Linked DNA regions of Homo sapiens: regions 1 and 2 are each linked to region 3. Evidence: read pairs that join two places in POLR2A ChIA-PET (ENCODE). Cell type or tissue: OCI-LY7. All regions are shown on one strand. Links, peaks and the distances in the headings refer to the core of each region. The heading gives the core; the rest is flanking DNA.

What was found. Peaks named below come from ENCODE experiments on the same cell type or tissue, not always from the same donor. Only the 100,000 strongest peaks of a DNase experiment are listed, where the experiment ranks them.
Region 1: POLR2A ChIA-PET joins it to region 3 with 6 read pairs; 2 of 35 experiments call an interaction of 5 or more read pairs at or near these places.
Region 2: POLR2A ChIA-PET joins it to region 3 with 6 read pairs; 2 of 35 experiments call an interaction of 5 or more read pairs at or near these places.

What each region holds. Positions count from the first base shown.
Region 1 is chr17:47,358,619-47,365,261 of GRCh38, reverse strand. EFCAB13 (EF-hand calcium binding domain 13) reads right to left here. Exons shown (of 25, transcript NM_152347.5): 10 at 3,741-3,884. Among named protein-coding and RNA genes, the nearest start is that of EFCAB13, 38 kb to the right of the region's middle. RefSeq lists a silencer at 2,745-3,039. In OCI-LY7, for the core only: CTCF peaks have their summits at 2,703 and 2,902 (motif pointing left); a DNase peak (open chromatin) is centred at 2,881.
Region 2 is chr17:46,143,741-46,150,383 of GRCh38, reverse strand. The region is part of intron 2 of KANSL1 (KAT8 regulatory NSL complex subunit 1); the gene reads left to right. Among named protein-coding and RNA genes, the nearest start is that of KANSL1, 46 kb to the left of the region's middle. RefSeq lists enhancers at 776-1,275, 1,276-1,777 and a silencer at 6,355-6,555. In OCI-LY7, for the core only: no CTCF peak of the experiment used is centred there; DNase peaks (open chromatin) are centred at 3,443 and 4,133; H3K4me3 peaks cover 2,893 bases; H3K27ac peaks cover 4,938 bases.
Region 3 is chr17:46,988,838-46,995,480 of GRCh38, reverse strand. All of the region lies in intron 7 of LOC101927060 (a long non-coding RNA gene), which reads left to right. It also overlaps a transcript of LRRC37A2 not described here. Among named protein-coding and RNA genes, the nearest start is that of RPRML, 13 kb to the right of the region's middle. In OCI-LY7, for the core only: no CTCF peak of the experiment used is centred there; a DNase peak (open chromatin) is centred at 3,690; H3K4me3 peaks cover 896 bases; H3K27ac peaks cover 2,272 bases.

The DNA of each region.
Region 1 (6,643 bases), core at 733-5,732, 370 kb before region 3:
TCATTCAACAAATATTTGTTGAGCGGTTAATATGTGCTATAAGCACCACGCTAGGTACTGAAGATACAATATTAAGCTAAAGCAGACATGATATCTGCTCACCTGATGCTCAGTCTTATTTGAAATATCAATGTCAATCAAACAAAAATACAAATTTCAATTGCGAATAGTGCTATAAGAGTGTATAACATGAGAATCTGACCTACTCAGAGAGGTCTGGGAAAACATCCCTGAGGAAAAGACAGTTGAGTTTGGATCTAAAGTGTAAGTAGGAATTACCTAAGGGGAGAAAAAGGTTCAAGGAAGAGAAATGAACACATGCAACAGCTATTTGGCAAGAAGGGGCATGGTATATAGTTGAAACTCTAAGAAGGCACAGAGAGCAAGGAAGAATATGGTCTCAGATAAAGCTGAAGATCTGGGCAAAAGCCAGAACCCACAAGGCCCTGTAAACCACACTAAAAGAGTTATTTATCCCAAGAGGTATTATTAGATTTTATATGAGGAGAATAACATGATCAGACCCGTATTTGAATGAAGATCATTATGGCTGCAGTATAAAGGAACATAAGAGTGGACAGGGGTATACTTGTTAGGATGAACTGCAATGGTCCTGAGGAAAGGTTATGTGAACTTGGACTAAGATAGGGAGATAAAGAGAAATAGATCACGTCTGTAATCCCAGCACTTTGGGAGGCCAAGGCAGGTGGATCAGAAGGTCAGGAGATCGAGACCATCCTGGCCAACATGGTGAAACCCTGTCTCTACTAAAAATACAAAAATTAGCTGGGCTTGGTGGCACGTGCCTGTAATCCCAGCTACTCGGAGGCTGAGGCAGGAGAACCACTTGAACCAGGGAGTCGGAGGTTGCAGTGAGCCGAGATCACACCACTGCACTACAGTCTGGCGACAGAGTGGAGTTAAAAAAAGAGAGAGAAATAGAAAGACTTAAGAGATATCTATCTTATATATAGAAAAAAGGAGAAAAGTTTTTAAAAAGATGTATCTAAGACTTTAAATAAGGGAACTATTGCATGAGGAATAGAGAAGTAGAGTTGCCAAGGATGACTCTCAGGTTTCTGCCTCACCCTTCTGTCTGTTCTAGGTGCCAAGCACTGTGATAAATGTTTATATTTAATTCCTATAACAATTCTATAAAATTAGTATCATTTGTCCAATATACCTCCCCAAATAAAGCAGGAGACCTGGAGACCCAGGCCAGAACTCCATAAGCCAAAAAGCAAGGTACTGCAGCTGTTTCATATATGATTTCTGTTGTTCCTGGTAGGGCATGCCCTAAAGGCTTAAGAATAGTCTTTAAAATCCCCATTTTACATTTTCATACCCCATCATATCCTTCCACTCATGCCTCACCCCAGAGCACACCATACCTGACTTCCTAAGAGAACTCCATGTGGCCTGATTCTATCTCCAGACCACATATCAGCAACCAAAAGCCCACTACAAAACCACCATTAATAAATGACAAAAACTAGTGGAAGCCCACTCAAAAAGATGTCATGTCTGATTATTTTTCTGCCATATTTACACAAACTGTTCCTTTGGCTTAAGATGTTTTTCTCACTCTTTGCTACCACCTTCAACTACTTAATTCATACTGATCCTTCAAGATTTAGCTCAGACATCAGCCCCTCTGATAATCTTTCCCTAAGGCTTCCAGTATGTATTAGCAGCCTATGTACACTCTATTATAGTATTTGCCATGGAGCATTTTAATTTTCGGTTTACTTGACTCTTTCCACACTTGAACGTGAGCTCCCTCAAAAAAAAAAAAAAAAGAAGTGTGTTTTATTCATCTTTGCATCACCTAGCACAGTTCCAGGCATAGTAGATATTAAATGACTGACTATCTGATTCATTAAGTGAATGAATCAGGCTGGGCCCAGTGGCTCATGCCTGTAATTCCAGCTACTCAGCAGGCTGAGGCAGGAGGATCACTTGCTTCCAGAAGTTTGAGACCAGCCTAGGAAACATAGCAAGACCTCATCTCTACAAAATAAAAATTAGCCTGGCATGATGGTGCACACCTATAGTCCTAGCTATTCAGGAAGATGAGGTGGGAGGATTATTGAGCCTAGGAGGTCAATATTACAGCAAGCTATGATCACAACACCGCACTACAGCCTGGGCAACAGAGTGAGACACTGTCTCTAAAAATAATAAAATAATTGTAGGGTCCAGCCCCACAGGGTCAGTGGGTTTTCTCCCCGTGTGCGGAGACGAGAGAGTGTAGAAATAAAGACACAAGACAAAGAGATAAAAGAAAAGACAGCTGGGCCCGGGGTACCACTACCACCAAGATGCGGAGACTGGTAGTGGCCCCGAATGCCAGGTTGCGCTGATATTTATTGGATACAAAACAAAGGGGCAGGGTAAGGAGTGTGAGCCATCTCCATTGATAGGTAAGGTCACATGGGTTACGTGTCCACTGGACAGGGGGCCCTTCCCTGCCTGGCAGCCAAGGCAGAGAGAGACAGACAGACAGACAGACAGCTTACGCCATTATTTCTGCTTTTAGTACTTTCACTAATTTGCTACTGCTATCTAAAAGGCAGAGCCAGGTGTACAGGATGGAACATGAAGGCAGACTAGGAGTGTGACCACTGAAGCACAACACCACAGGGAGACGGTTAGGCCTCCGGATAACTGCGGGCAGGCCTGACATCAGTCAGGCCCTCCGTCAGGCCCTCCACAAGAGGTGGAGGAGTAGAGTCTTCTCTAAACTCCCCCGGGGAAAGGGAGACTGCCTTTCCCAGTCTGCTAAGTAGCGGGTGTTTTTCCTTGACACTGACGCTACCGCTAGACCACGGTCTGCTTGGCAACAGACATCTTCCCAGACGCTGGCATTACCGGTAGACCAAGGAGCCCTCTGGTGGCCCTGTCCAGGCATAACAGAAGGCTCACACTCCTGTCTTCTGGTCATTTCTCACTATGTCCCCTCAGCTCCTATCTCTGTATGGCCTGATTTTTCCTAGGTTATGATTGTAGAGCGAGGATTATTATAATATTGAAATAAAGAGTAATTGCTACAAACTAATGATTAATTATATTCATATATAATCATATCAAAGATCTATATCTAGTATAACTATACTTATTTTACATATTTTATTATACTGGAACAGCTCGTGCCCTCAGTCTCTTGCCTCGGCACCTGGTTGGCTTGCCGCCCACAATAATAAAACAAATGAATCAATCAATTAATCACTAATTATGATAGGACATCCTCTGGTTACAAGTAAACATGTAATACAAAACACCTGCTAAATATTTTTATCATGTTTAAAGCAATCCACATTGTGCAGAGAGCAACTGAAGGGCATAGCAAAATTGTTTAATCAAAGCTACATAATAAAATTGAGAATTCAAGAAATTTAGGTCTTCTAACTTGTGGAGTCAATGCTCTTGATACTACAAGAAACTACTTCTCCACAAAGACCAGAAATGACTTGGAAAAGAGATGTAAGGCTGAATTTTTTAAAATTCATTTTATTCTTTAACCAAACATACCAAACTATAACAATTTTAGAAACCTCTCATTTAATTTTTCTAGACTATTTCTTACTATAGACACCAGTAAACAGTGTCAATGGCAAAAGGTAAGAATCAAGAGAAAAAAGGAGAAGCAAAGGACAGATCACAAAATTGATATCCGGAAAAAAATGTATAAATATATGCACATATATATGGACATATATATCTCAATGCAAATAACTCACTGTCAATATAGGTATGTTTTGTCACTTCTTCTAAAATTTCACGGTTTATAGGGATACCCATGCTATCCAAAACAGCAAACACGTCATCAGTTGAAACTCGACCACCTTTTATCCTACAGAAAATCTTCAAGGCATCCTGGAATGCTGCAAAAAAGAAATTATTATACCATGAGAATCAACAGCTTTTCTTGGAAAAGCAGTTGATTTTGTGTCAATAGCCTACTAAGGGAAAATAACTTTGTATAAGCACAGGGTTTTATAAATATTTATCTACAAGCAAACCACTGATATAAAATAACTTTATAATAGTGGTTAAAACATTGGTCTTTTATTTCTCCATAGGAATTTCATATTCTTATGTTAACAATCCTTAGCACATAAAATGAATTGAAAAGAACCTAGTCAGAAGGAAATATTCAGCATGGCCCTGACTAGCGAACCAAATCTGGGGGTCCCCAAGACATCTACTTTTGAATGTCAGAGTCTATAATTTTAAAACAATTTAACTAAAATAAATTAAACACTAAATCACTTTATCATTTTCTAAAATATTTAGAGTCACATCAGAGAGCTCAGTATATTTTTAATTTTAAAAAGAAAATATTCAGATAAATTATAATTTTCCACAAAAAAAACTTCCTTAAAAATTAAACAGATTGCTGGGAAAACTGGCTAGCCATTTGTAGAAAGCTGAAACTGGATCCCTTCCTTACACCTTATATAAAAATTAATTCAAGATGGATTAAAGACTTAAACGTTAGACCTAAAACCATAAAAACCCTAGAAGAAAACCTAGGCATTACCATTCAGGACATAGGCATGGGCGAGGACTTCATGTCTAAAACACCAAAAGCAATGGCAACAAAAGCCAAAATTGACAAATAGGATCTAATTAAACTAAAGAGCTTCTGCACAGCAAAAGAAACTACCATCAGAGTGAACAGGCAACTACAAAATGGGAGAAAATTTTCGCAACCTATTCATCTGACAAAGGGCTAATATCCAGAATCTACAATGAACTCAAACAAATTTACAAGAAAAAAATAAACAACCCCATCAAAAAGTGGGCAAAGGATATGAACAGACACTTCTCAAAAGAAGACATTTATGCAGCCAAAAGACACATGAAAAAATGCTCATAATCACTGGCCATCAGAGAAATGCAAATCAAAACCACAATGAGATACCATCTCACACCAGTTAGAATGGCGATCATTAAAAAGTCAGGAAACAACAGGTGCTGGAGAGGATGTGGAGAAATAGGAACACTTTTACACTGTTGGTGGGACTGTAAACTAGTTCAATCATTGTGGAAGTCAGTGTGGCAATTCCTCAGGGATCTAGAACTAGAAATACCATTTGACCCAGCCATCCCATTTCTGGGTATATACCCAAAGGACTATAAATCATGCTGCTATAAAGACACATGCACATGTTTGTTTATTGCGGCACTATTCACAATAGCAAAGACCTGGAACCAACCCAAATGTCCAACAATGATAGACTGGATTAAGAAAATGTGGCACATATACACCCTGGAATACTATGCAGCCATAAAAAATGATGAGTTCATGTCCTTTGTAGGGACATGGATGAAATTGGAAATCATCATTCTCAGTAAACTATCGCAAGGACAAAAAACCAAACACCGCATGTTCTCACTCATAGATGGGAATTGAACAATGAGAACACATGGACACAGGAAGGGGAACATCACACTCTGGGGACTGTTGTGGGGTGGGGGGAGGGGGGAGGGACAGCATTAGGAGATATACCTAATGCTAAATGACGAGTTAATGGGTGCAGCACACCAGCATGGCACATGTATACATATGTAACTAACCTGCACATTGTACACATGTACCCTAAAACTTAAAGTATAATAATAATAAAAAAAAAATTGAAAAAAAAATTAAACAGATTGAAAGCCGTGTCCAACTGCTAAATTTATATCCTCCCTGACCACTACACCCCTTAATTAGCCTTGACAAAAAAAAAAAAAAACACAATTCCCATTATCAATTTCAGACGGAAAATCATTTATAGTCAGACTAGATTTTCTTGAAATTCATCATATAATAAACTAATGATTACTAAGTTCTTTGATAAGCACAGTCAAGGAGGAAAAACTGGGCATTATTTGTTCATTCGATTAGTCTTTTTTTTAATTAATTAATTTTCTTTTTTAAAGACAGGGTATCTCTCTGTAGCCCAGGCTGGAATGCAATCACACGATCTCGGCTTACTGCAACCTCTGCCTCCCCAGCTCAAGCGATTCTCCCACCTCAGCCTGTTGAGTAGCTGGGACTACAGACACGTACCACTATGCCCCGCTAATTTCTTTGTATTTTTGTAGAGATGGATTTTTGCCATGTTGCCCAGGCTGGTCTCGAACTCCTGGGCTTAAGTGATCCACCCGCCTTGGCCTCCCAAAGTGCTGGGACTACAGGCATGAGCCACCATGCCTGGTCTCAACTAGTCATTATTGATCAAGTGAACAAAAATAGCAGAGGAAGGGACCTCCAGAAACCCTCTGCTCCATAAAAGCAATGAGAACTCTGGCAAAAATTATCAGAACCAACTTGTTTCAAAACTCTGAAAATAAGCCAAAGGCTTGCAGCTATCCGAGGAATTTCTTCAAGAAAAATGACTGAGTCTCAATAAGAACAGTGAGGTTTGTGGCATTTAAACTTGCCCTATTCCCATCTACCCATCTCCAGGTTCCCTGGAGCATTGAAAACCAGTACTCCACAATCATGATGAAAATGTATGTGTGTACTATTGAGGTGAGAAAGGCCTCTTTAAGCACAACTCAAAACTCAGAAGACATAAAGAAAAAATAATAAATTTTGTGATAAAATGTAACAGTCCCATTCCAAAAACCAAAGACACCAGTTCAAAAT
Region 2 (6,643 bases), core at 489-5,488, 840 kb after region 3:
ATAGAAGTTCTGCTGAAGAAGAATTTCTGGGTAAAGGGAAGGAGACTTCTTAGAGGATAGATGGATTTTAGTTCTAGGTGGTAGTGTGGGAAGCAAGGGAGATGTAGGTGTTTAGAGGGAAAGAAGAAAGGACATTCTGTATACAAATTGAGCAAAGGTTTGGAATTAGAGCAGTATAAGCAGCCACAATCATGGAATACAATTTGGAATCTAGTATGAGAAAAAGGAAATGACCAAGGTTAATGAAGATTATACTCATGGAGGAAGCCTTTGAGTATCAGGCCAAGGAATGTTAAGTTCTATTTTTTTTTTTTTTTTGGTAAGGAAAGTGACTTTTATTTTTTATTTATTTATTTATTTTTGAGATGGAGTCTCGCACTGTTGCCCAGGCTGGGGTGCAGTGGTGCGATCTCAGCTCACTGCAAGCTCCACCTCCTGGGTTCACACCATTCTCCTGCCTCAGCCTCCCGAGTAGCTGGGATTACAGGCGCCCGCCACCACACCCGGCTAATTTTTTTTTTTTTTGTATTTTTAGTAGAGACGGGGTTTCATCATCTCTACTACTAGCCAGGATGGTCTCGATCTCCTGACCTCGTGATCCACCCGCCATGGCCTCCCAAAGTGCTGGCATTACAGGCGTGAGCCACCGTGCCCAGCCAAGGAAAGTGACTTTTAAATCAGAAATCACATGATCTGTGATGGAATTTAGGAAAGTTGATATTAGTTGGTTGGATTAGCACAATCAACAGACTATGCCCTGTATGCCAAATGCAGTCTAAGGCAAGTTTTTGTAAGTAAAGTTTTATTGGAACACAGTCATACTCATTCACTTGAATATTGTCTGTGGCTGCTTTAGTACTATAATGGCAAGAGTTGTGTAGTTGAGACGGAGACTGTGTGGCCTGCAAAGCCTAAATATTTGCCATCTGGCCCTTTACAGAAAAAGTTTGCCAACCCCTGGATTAGAGGAGTGGAGGCAGAAATCCTGTTCATTGTTGTTCTGGTTAGGGTATAAACCCATGCCTTCCTGTCAAATGAAATGAAGGCCAGAATTGTGATAGCCCTAGTAGAAAAAAAGAGGCAGGCTGGGCGCAGTGGCTTACGCCTGTAATCCCAGCACTTTGGGAGGCCGAGACGGGCGGATCACAAGGTCAGGAGATCGAGACCATCCTGGCTAACACGTGAAACACCGTCTCTACTAAAAATACAAAAAATCAGCTGGGCGCAGTGGTGGGCGCCTGTAGTCCCAGCTACTTGGGAGGCTGAGGCAGGAGAATGGCGTGAACCCGGGAGGTGGAGCTTGCAGTGAGCCAAGATCATGCCACTGCACTCCAGCCTGGGCGATAGAGCGAGACTCCGTCTCAAAAAAAAAAAAAAAAGAAAAAAAGAGGCAAGAATGGGTGAGATAAAATAATTTTTTGAATTTGGTAACTTGATTAGGTTAGGAGTCTAGGGAGAGGGGAGGAATTTTTTTTTTTTTTTTTAAGTGTAAGCAACAGGCCAGGTACGGTGGTTCATGCTTGTAATCCCAGCACTTTGGGAAACCGAGGTGGGCAGATTACTTGAGATCAGGCGTTCCAGACCAGCCTGGCCAACATGGTTAAACCCTGTCGCTACTAAAAATACAAAAAAAAATTAGCAAGGCATGGTGGGTGCTTGTACCCAGCTGTTCAGGAGGCTGAGGCAGGAGAATCAATTGAACCCAGGAGGTAGAGGTTGCAGTGATCTGAGATTGTGCCACTATACTTCAGCCTGGGCGACAGAGGGAGACTCCCATCTCAAAAAAAAAAAAAGGTAAGTGAAGGAGGATGGTGATTTGGGTTAGAAGAGGCTTTTAATTGTAAGCCATTCAGCATGTGAACTCGTAAAAATGACCTTATGTTAAATAATTAGTTCAGAGCGCTGATCTTGAGAGATAGGAACGTTTCCTGTTTTTGATAAATGATAGGTTACCCTTGTTTATGGTTAGGGGTGGGTTTTTGTCATGGTCCAACCAGGTGATAGTTATATATGTGAACATATTAAAATTGTTTTTAATGTTTAAATTCTAATCCTTAAAATGTGACAGAACTGATTTATGTTCCTCCTCTCCCAGTTCTCTTCAAATCATGAGAGTGACCCTCTTAAAAACTGCTTTCTTTCGGGGGAGCGGTTGTTGAGAAGAATCATGTAACTATGTAAAAAGCATGTCTGTTTGGTACACTATTTGCTAATGTCAGAAGTGTTAAATAGAAATAAAATTTCCACCATAGTAGCTAATTATTATTTAGTGTGTGTCAAAACTGTGTGCTAATTACTTTTTATAAACCATCGCCTTTAAAGTCTTATAACTTTTCTATGAAGTAGGACGTTTGTGTCCCTACCTCCTCTGTTTTACCATTGGGAAAACCAGGGCCCAGAACGAGTAACCACACAAGTTCCACAGCTACCAAGGTCAAGGTTATTTCTACCCTAAATACACATCTTTAAATTTTATATTCATCAACAACCTAGTACTTAAAAATTCAGATTCCTAAGCCTTTCAAGGGTTTTGCCTGTGATTCTATTTTTGATCTTTGTACCAAACTTCGAGAAAATACCGTCATATAGTCTTCTATTAACAGCAGTTGCCTCATGTGGAGAACACCTGAATTTTACTTACAACTTCTTCCAATGCTGACCCATTTTGATTTTTATAAACATTTTGAAATATTTGTTAAGTTGGTCAAGCAAGAGATAATGTGATTATGTAGTATCTTATCAGTTGAGATCTTTCTCTCTCTCTCTGCCTCTTTCTCTCTCGCTCTCTTTTTTTTTTTTTTTTTTTTTTTTAAAGAGTCTCACTCTGTCACCCAGGCTGGAGGGGTTAGTGGTATGATCTCTGCCCACTACACCCTCTGCCTCCTAGTCTCAAGCAATTCTTCTATCTCAGCCTCCCGAGTAGCTGGCACTACAGGCGCATGCTACCACATCTGGCTAATTTTTGTATTTTTTGTAGAGACAGGATCTTGCCACCTTGCCCACACTGGTCGTGAACTCCTGAACTCAAGTGATCCACCCACCTTGGCCTTCCAAAGTGCTGGGTTTACAGGCATGAGCCACCACCCCAGTCTGGTTGACGTTTTTCACCTCCTTCTCTTTACAGCATATTCAGAAATTTTAAACCAGTAATACGAAATACATATATTGGTTGATTTTTCTGTTGTATTTTAAGCATATTGACTTTTTAAATCGGATCATATTTTTGCATGCAAGTACTATGGCTTTTCAAGGTCATTCTGATTTGAAACAACACATTTCTTAGTCAATTCATTGGCTCTTTACCCCCTTTTAAAATTTTTTATTTTTTATGTGATTTATTTATTTACTTATTTTTAGTGATGGAGTCTCACTGTGTTGCTCAGGCTGGGCTCAAGCAGTTCTTCTGCCTCAGCCTCCTGTGTAGCTGGAACTACCTAAGGATGTGCACCACTGTGCCCAGCCAGATCTTCACCTTTTCCAAAAAAAGAAACATCTAAATGTGAAACCTTTTAGGCCTGTCAACTTCTTTTTTTTTTTTTTTTTTTTTTTTTGAGACGGAGTCTCGCTCTGTCGCCCAGGCTGGAGTGCAGTGGCGGGATCTCGGCTCACTGCAAGCTCCGCCTCCCGGGTTCACGCCATTCTCCTGCCTCAGCCTCCCAAGTAGCTGGGACTACAGGCGCCCGCCACTACGCCCGGCTAATTTTTTGTATTTTTAGTAGAGACGGGGTTTCACCGTTTTAGCTGGGATGGTCTCGATCTCCTGACCTCGTGATCCGCCGGCTTCGGCCTCCCAAAGTGCTGGGATTACAGGCGTGAGCCACCGCGCCCGGCCTCAACTTCTTGTGATAGACACATACAGAATTTTTCAGCTACTCTCTGCCTATGGGGTAGCCCTACCTTGCAGGAGCAGTCCAAAAAAAATTTTTTTTTTCAATTTAGGATCAGTGTAGAGGAAAGAGCCCTGGACTATCATAAGACTGAGTACCAGCTTGGCCAGTCAGTCACTTTGTGACCTTGATTAAGCTATGTAACCTTTTCAAATTGATTTCCCTCTCTGTAAATAGAGCTGATAAGATGGCTTGCCCTGTTTCCTGTGGTTTTTAAAGAGGATCAAATGAGTGCGTGAAAGTTCTCATGAAAACTAGACGTCTATTCAAATATGAGGTGGTGGTATTCTCAGAAGGTCATAGATGAATGATGCATTTATTTTAGTGCTTTTCACAGTTTAGTCTCAATACTGAGTGCTTACTGAGGGGTTGTATGGAGGCACACTAGTTGTTTCTTTAGGAGATGTCTTTAGCTGCTAGAGTAGAGAACAAAAGAATGAGTAAAGAGGCTTCAGAAAAGCTAGTATGGGCTGGCACGGTGGCTCACACCTGTAATCCCAGCACTTTGAGGGGGCCAAGGTGGGAGGATCACTTGAGGTCAGGAATTTGAGACCAGCCTAGCCAACATGGTGAAACCCTGTCTCTACTAAAAATACAAAAAATAGCTGAGTGTCATGGTCGACGCCTGTAATCCCAGCTACTCGGGAGGCTGAGGCAGGAGAATCCCTTGAACTCAGGAGGTGGAGGTTGGAGTGAACCAGGATTGCATCACTACACTCCAGCCTGGGTGACAGAGAGTCACTCCTCTCAAGAAAAAAACAAGGAAAAGCTAGTATGGATGGAGCACCTCCATGCTCATTTCCTAGAGCTTATGTTTTGTTGTTTGATTTCCTAGTTCATAACAGAAGGGGTTTTGTAAGCTGACCTAGCTTGACAATCCTTTTTGGGTTTTTTGGTTTCAAACATGATCTTATAAAATTATTTAGTGCATTAAAATGTAGACCCAAGTAGCTGCTTAGCTCTTGAGAAAAGGCTGTGTTTCAGTTTAGCACAACAGTGTTTTCAGGAAGATAACTGTTCTAGATAGCTCTTTTTTTCCAAAATTCTTGATTAAGGTTTGGGGAATTTAGAATTATCTCCAGCTATTAAATTATCAAATTGGTTAAGTAGAGGTAGAAAGTTTATTGCATAAATCAGTAGATTTGTCTTCCAAAGAAGCTTATGAAATAGAAAGGGCCAGGAGGTATACCTGTAGTTGAAATATGGGATGGGCCCATAGAGAGTGAGTTGGAAAATGATAGTAAGTGGTTGAACATGGACTTTAAAGCATGGCATGCTCTGAAGTCATATTAGAAAAGTCCTTTGCTTTCATGCAAAACTAGTCTCCGTGGCTTTTCATTGTGTAGATCGGGTTAAAAGCAGAATATAAGAAGCAAGTTTTTGGATGAGATGATAGAACTTAAGTAGTACTTGTCTGTCAATCCTAAAAGAATTATTTCTGGCCAAATCCTCTCCTCTAACCACCAAATAAGGAGCTTGACTTCATTCTCACTGTTAAGAATCAGAAACCCAGTTTAGAATATCCAACTCCTGGTGAACTTTTAAAAATTAATATATATCTTGATACTTTATAATCTATTGTGTGGCATCCAACGAATGTGAGGTAATCTGGGGAGTTAGAAATGCCTTGCATTTCGTGTGGAAAAGGTGTAGTCGTAAGTTTGGCCTGGGAAGGTTAATACTGTCTTTGCACATAGAAAGCTAAGGGCAGTGTCATCATCATTTGTTTGTGAGGAGGGGACTGAAAAAGCAAAATCATCACTACTAGCCTATTCTAAAGGATCTTAATCCCATTACATTTTTCAGATTTTTTTTTTATTATGTAGTATCCCCTGGATATAATCTTTTTGGTGAAGGGGGATGTCTCTAATTTCCACGTGGTACCCCCTGTCATATACAGGTTATGTATCTGGCAGTCTACAGCTGCAATTCATGGCTGTTTATAAAATTTCACCAGAACTTGTCCTGACGTCCTTTTACTTTTGTAAATGATTAGAAAAAATGCTGAGCCTGAGTATGTATTTTTGTATTAAGAGTTCATTTAGAGAGTCCCAGAAATTGGCAGAGTTGATTCAACTTTCTGTGGTTTAAATTTGAATATGCAATTAGTAGACTGCTGGTATTTCAGAAGTTTGTTGTTGCAGGCCTCTTGTACTGAGGAGGAAATCTGGAATTTCTTTTTCTATTTTAAATTAGCGTTCATTCAACAAACATTTTTTGATTATCCCTAGAGTTTTGGCACACGATAGGAAGTCTAGAACTGTGCAGTCTCACCTGGTCTCGCAAGTAATGGGAATTTTTAAACTATGCAGGACTTAGAAGGTATACCTTCCCTTCCTTCAGAATGATAGTAGTAGTATAGTTATATCTTTCCTTGACCTAATTATAATTTTTCGTTTTCCCCCCCATGACAAAGTAATAAAAACTTGTAAAAAACAAAGAGCCACAGACATGTGAAACTTGTTTTACCTCTGCTGTTACTTGGTCTGTTGTAATGCCACTGTAGAAAATACTCCCTTTGTTTGGGGTAGCATAGGAAACATGTGATTTGGAATCAGACTTCAAGTTCTAGCTCCATAATTTTACTAGCTCTGTGGTCCTCGGATATCACTCAACCAATCTGGACCTCAAATTTTCTCATCTCTTCTACTGGGAAGATAACAACTTCTTTTTTTTTTTTTTTTTTTTTTTTTGAGATGGAGTCTCGCTCTGTCGCCCAGGCTGGAGGGCAGTGGCGTGATCTCGGCTCACTGCAA
Region 3 (6,643 bases), core at 1,072-6,071:
CAGAACTGAGTTACATGGCCATGCCTAGCTGCAAAAGAGGGTTGGAAATGTTGTTTTCCTTTAACATATTCATAAGCCTAGCTAAAAATCAGAACCTGTAGCTGAAGAACAAGAGAACATACCTCTAGTGACTCAAATTATGACACAAGGCAGAGGTCAACCAGGGAACTCACAGTTCAGGCCCAGGGGGCTCGGCTGTAGCCATTTATACCCCTGCTGCCCTAGGTCCTGGGGCTTAGACAGCATAGGGTCATATGACTCCCACTGTGGGAGGGAGGGACCGTGGAGCTTAACCAGCTTAGCCTGGCTGTCTGAGTACCTGCAACCATAGCAACAGTGGGTATTGTTTGGGGGAGTGGGGGGACAGTCTCACTCTGTCACCCAGACTGGAGGGCAGTGGCTTGATCTCTGCTCACTGCAACCTCTACCTCCCAGGCTCAAGCAATTTTCCCACCTCAGCCTCCCCAGTAGCTGGGACTACAGGTGCACACCACCATGCCTGGCTAATTTTTTGTATTTTTAGTAGAGACGAGGTTTCACCATGTTGCCCAGGCGGGTCTCAAACTCTTGGACTCAAGCAATCCACCCACTTTGGCCTCCCAAAGTGCTGGGATTACAGGAATGAGCCACTGTACCTGGACTTTTGTGTTTTTTTTGTTTTGTTTTGTAGCTAACCCAGCATTAACCCAGGAAGAAGCCCCAATGGCAAGAAAGTAGGGTTAGTCTGCTCATTGGCAGGGACAGGCACAGACTCAGAGGCCGACAACTGCTTGATGCTGAGAAAAGCATCCTCAAAATATGGGTCAAGGCCACGGACTGCCTTTTCCCAGGAGGCAGTGATGTGGCTGATGACAGCTTCTTTTTTTCTTTAAAATTTTACTGTAGACTAGCATTCATATAGAAAAGTACATAAATCATAAATGTACAGCTCAATGATTTTCACAAAATAAACACACCCAAGTAGCTAGCACCCAGATCAAGAACTAGAACATTATCCAGAACTTCAGAAGCCTCCCCCATTCCTTTCTTCCTGTCCTCTTCCCACCCTCCCCACTCTTCAACTCCCAACCCCCACCAGCATTTTTCTTTTTTTTTGAGATGGAGTTTCACTGTAGTTGCCCAGGCTGGAGTGTAATGGCATGATCTCAGCTCACTACAACGTTCGCCTCCGGGGCTCAAGTGATTCTTCTGCCTCAGCCTCCTGAGTAGCTGGGATTACAGGCGCCCCCCACCACACCTGGCTAATTATTGTATTTTTAGTAGAGACGGGGTTTCACTATGTTGGCCAGGCTGGTCTCAAACTCCTGACCTCAGGTGATCCACCTACCTCGGCCTCCCAAAGTCCCGGGATTATGGGCATGAGCCACCACGCCCAGCCCCCACCAGCATTTTTGTAAATCAGTGCAGGTGATTCCACGGTATAGTCAATGTTGAGAACCACTACTTTCATAACAATGCTTCTCAAACCTGGCTGCACATTAGAATCCACTGGGGAATGTCTGTCTTTTGAAGTAGAAGATGGAACCAACATAGCTAAGAAGGCAGTGTGGCACCTGCCATGGACCAGCTGTGTGACCTTCAAGGAGTTCCTTCAACTCTCTGAGCCTCATCTGGGAAATGGGAACACTCTCACATTCCTGCAGAGTTGGGGCTGAGAGATAGAGGATGTCAGCCCGGGCACATGTAGGGCAATTCTGATACATGGCAGCCACTGTTGTTTTTATTAAGAGTGAGCAGCCCCACGAAGACTTGAAGCCCTCACTTTCTCTACGCAGATGGAACCCATTCTGGGAGTAGGGGATACAGGTTGTGTTGATGAGAGGTCACAGTCCTTCTAGGGAACACAGAAAAATTCCAAGAGCAACAGAGATTCCAAGCCAAGGTGGACAGCATCAGAGACCAGTGGCTGCGGATGAACTTGGGCAGGCCCAGCTTTGGCAAAGCCAATCCTCCTTTGGCAAGAACAGCAAGAAGCTGATTGGCTGCAGGCTGTGACGCTAAAAGCTGCTTATGGAGAAATAAGCAACTTTTGTTGAGCACCTCCTATGTGCCAGACACTATGCATGCCTGCCTTAAATCCTGGGGGTAGGCAGACTGATCCCTTTTTAACAGTTGAGGAGCCTGAGGCTTGGAGGCTGCAGTGCCTGACTTCCTCACCAAGGAAAACCTGTTGTCCCATGAGCCTGGGATCTGCCTCTGTTGGGATGCATGCCTGAAGGCATGCTGCACACATGAGTGACCTGGGGATGTGTTGTTTGATTAGATGCTCCTCTTTGTAGTTTTGCCTAAAACAAAAAGTACATGGCTTTTTAAGCTATTGACAACTTTATTTTTTGCATTTATTATAAGATACCATGTTCATTGTAGAACATCTAAAAAATACAGATAAGCAAAAAAAAAAAAAAAATCAAAATCTCTCCTAGTCCCAGCCTACAGAGATGGCCACTGTCAGTTTGGGCATATATTTTCATACATGTGAGTCTGTTTGCATGTGTGTATAGAAACTTACCAGAAAGGAGTCACATGCTACACATTGTTAGAAAATCTTCTTTGTCTTCAGTTAATAATATATAGTGGCCATCTTTCTGTGTCACTACATATTCTTTTTTTTTTTTTTTTTTTTTTTTGAGATGGAGTTTCACTCTTGTCTCCCAGGCTGGAGTGCAATGGCACAATTTCAGCTCACTGCAAACTCTATCTCCCAGGTTCAAACGATTCTCCTGCCTCAGCCTCCTAAGTAGCTGAGATTACAGGTGCCCACCACAATGCCTGGCTAATTTTTGTATTTTTAGTATAAACGGGGTTTTACCATGTTGGCCAGGCTGGTCTCAAACTCCTGACCTCAGGTGATCCTCCCAGCTCGGCCTCCCAAAGTGCTAGGATAATAGGCATGAGCCACCGCACCTGGCCTCATTAAATATTCTTCTACAACAGTGGCACTGCATTAGAACCCCTGGGGAAGCTTTAAAAATATCAATGCCTGGGTTCCACCCCTAGAGTCAAATTTAATTCATCTGGAGTGGCCTGAGCTTTGGAATTTTTAAAAACCCCCCAGATAGTTTCAGTACGCAGCCAAACCTAACAGCTGCTGAACTAAAACATTTTTTTTTCCCGAGACGGAGTCTTGCTCTGTTGCCCAGGCTGGAGTGCAGTGGCACAGTCTCGGCTCACTGCAACCTCCACTTCCCGGGTTCAAGTGATTCTCCTGCCTCGGCTTCCCACATAGCTGGGATTACAGGTGTGTACCACTACACCTGGCTAATTTATTTATTTATTTATTTAGTAGAGATGGGGTTTTTGCCATGTTGGCCAGGCTGGTCTCAAACCCCTGACTTCAGGTGATCCACTCGCCTCAGCCTCCCAAAGTGCTGGGATTACAGGCATGAGCCACCATGCCCAGCCAGCATTATTTTTCAACAAGGGCCTTGCATTCCATTTGCAAGGTATGTGTTGTAATTTGATCAATCCACTTTCTTGGACATTTAGCTTGGTTCCAATTTTTATATCATTATAAACCAGGAAGTAGCAAACTTTTTTCTGTAAAGAGCTAGGTGGTATTTGTTTTGGCCTTTGCAGGTCACAAGTTCTCTGTTACAACTGCTGAATTCTGCCATTATGGCAAAAAAGCAGCCACAGATCATGTGTACATGAATGCACATAGCTGTGTTTCAATCAGACTTTATTTAGAAAAACAGGTGGTGGCCAGATCCAGCCTGTGAGCCACGGTTCACTGAACCAACTCTGTATAAACATTGTGTAGTACATCTTCATGAAGCTAAACCTTCTAGGATGAAATGATCATTTTCTTGTGACAGTGGTTTTATACTGTTTATTTATTTTATTTTATTTTATTTTATTTTATTTTTTTGAGATGGAGTTTTGCTCTTGTTGCCCAAGCTGGAGTGCAATGGTGCAATCTCAGCCCACTGGGTTCAAGCAATTCTCCTGCCTCAGCGTCCTGAGTAGCTGGGATTACAGGGGTGCACCACCACACCCGGCTAATTTTTTGTATTTTTGATAGAGATGGGGTTTCACCATGTTGGCCAGGCTGGTCTCGAACTCTTGACCTCAGGTGATCCACCCACCTCGGCCTCCCAAAGTCCTGGGATTACAGGCGTGAACCACCGTGCCTGGCCTATACTGTTTCTTTTTAGAAGTAGGACCCTTCTTTAAATGAAACTTAATAAGGCTCATGTAAGCAACAGATAAGAAGTCATTCTGTTGGCATATTTTATAAATTCAAATATGCAGTATTTAGAAGACCAGTTAGGGGTCTTCTAGACCAGTTAGACATCATCTCAAGATGACATCTCAGAAGATGATGACTATAGTTTTAAATCAGCCTCAGTACCAGTGACATTCAAATCAAAGTTTTGCAGAACTAGCAAAGCACCTCTGTAGAACCCCACGGTTCCACCAGGAACATAATTTGAAAACCATTGCAATGGGATAAATTCCTGGAAGTGGAATTGCTGGAGCAAAGGGCCTGAACCTTTTAAAAGCAGTCTGTGGCCAGGTGTGGTGGCTCACACCTGTAATCCCAATACTTTGGGAGGCCAAGGCGGGAGGATTGCTTGAGGCCAAGAGTTCAAGATCAGCCTGGACAACATGGTGAAACCCTGTCTCTACCAAATATATGAAAATTAGCTGGGTGTGGTGGTGCATGCCTGTAATCTCAGCTTCTTGGGAGGCTGAGGCATGAGAATTGCTTGAATCCAGGAGGTGGAGGTTGCAGTGAGCCGAGATCGTGCCACTGCACTCTAGCCTGGGCGACATAACAAGACTCTATCTTAAGAAAAAAAAAAAGCATTTTGTGTGTGTTGTCAAATTGTCCTACAGAAAGAGAGAAATAAACGTGTTTCTAATACTCAAATGAGTGTGAACACCTTCCTGCATCCAGCTGGCCTTGACAGGTGAATGCCCTGGACACTGGTTCCTGGTGTGGTGTGAACCATGTCCTTCCCTTGTCTTACCCCTTACAACGACTGGGGGAAGATCCTTCAAGATTCTCACATTGTACATGCTCAACAAAGCTTTCAACAACATCAATAGTGTGATCACTTTATTCTTGACTTAAGGACATTGGCAAAGATCTTTATGATATGTTATCAGGTGAATTACATAGGACCCTTTGTGTAACTGATAAAAAGTTATCTTGAGGTAGCTGAAGCCATAAAGGGGGATTTAATTTAATACCTTATGTCACCAGACTACAGGAGCGTCCAGGGTTCTAAAAGTTGGGGCTTTCTTTCACTATTGTTTTGACTCTTCTGTGTCTGGGACTTCACCCTTTCTGCCGCAGATAGGTTTTCTCTATCTTTCCACTGTGGAGAGGAATATAATAGGCCTGCGTCCCTATAGCCTTGTCACTGGACAGAACAGAGCTCTTTTCCACCACCTCCGTGTAGAAATTCTCAGGGAAGATTTCAGATTGGCCCACTTTGGCTTATCTTTTAATTATTCCTTATGGTGTAACAACCCCAAAACGGAATGGCTTAACAATAACCATTTAATTATTTCTCATGATTCTGTGGGGTTTTGGGCTCAGCTGCAGAGCTCTGCTGGTCTCGCTCTGTCATTCATGGGACAGGAGTGCCCAAAATAGTTTCCCTAAATGTCAGGCACCGTGGCGAGGATGGCTGAAAGCTAGAAACTTGCCCTGTTCACACGCTGTCTCTAAATAGCCAGCTTGGGCTTCTTGGCATGGCAGCTGGGTCCCAAAAGTGAGTGTTTGAAGAGGACCAGCCCCATTGTGCAAGCGCTCACCAAGCCTCTGCTTACATTACGCTTTCAGTTGTCCCACTGGCCAAAGCCAATCACATAGCCAAGCCCAGCATCACTGTGGGAGTGACGATACAAGGGTATGATACCTGGGGTCAGGGACCCTGGTGGCCACCAACCAGCCTGTCGTGGGTCACATCCCTGTCCCTGAGCTAATCATCAAGGTCAGGCAGAAGAGTACTAAGATTGGCTCAGCCTCAATCATGCATCCCCTTATATCTGGGGGGCAGGGGAAGCCTAATTGGCAGGTCCCACCTTAACTGGTTGGGATGGGGAAGAGCGATTCCTCAAAAGAAAGCAGATGATGTTTAGAGCAGACAAAACAAGGGGCAAGATGTCTTTACAATTCTGAGCACAACTTAGCCAGAGCCAACCTGCCTTGTGCTTGTGTCCCGCCGTGGGATCTGTTCGAAGGGGGTAGTCCCCAGCAGTTGTCCTGACCTGAATATGTTTCTATTTCCTGCCTTCACAGACCCTGAAGCAGGTGACAGGAGTCCCTACAACACGTTCTGTCCTTCACCGGAAAGGCATCTGACTAGCATGCCTACTCAAAAGTCCTCCACCTTGCAGAATCTGCATGGAGTCCTTGGCTATGCTAGCAGAGTCTGAAAATGATTTCCTATGCTCGAGCAGGGGTTGGCATTGCTAAACTGCTGAGGGACAGAGTGAAACACTCATTTCCTGTGTTCTGTTGACCTGCGTCCACAGTGTCCCCTCTGGGTGCCCCCCACATGTTATGTCTTCCTCTATTCGCACCTTCTCACCGTTTATCATTATCTAGTTTCTTTACTTGTCTTCCTCTCCAGACTGAGCTCCTTGAAGGCAGGGACTGGCTTTCACTGTGATTCCCTAGCACTTAGCT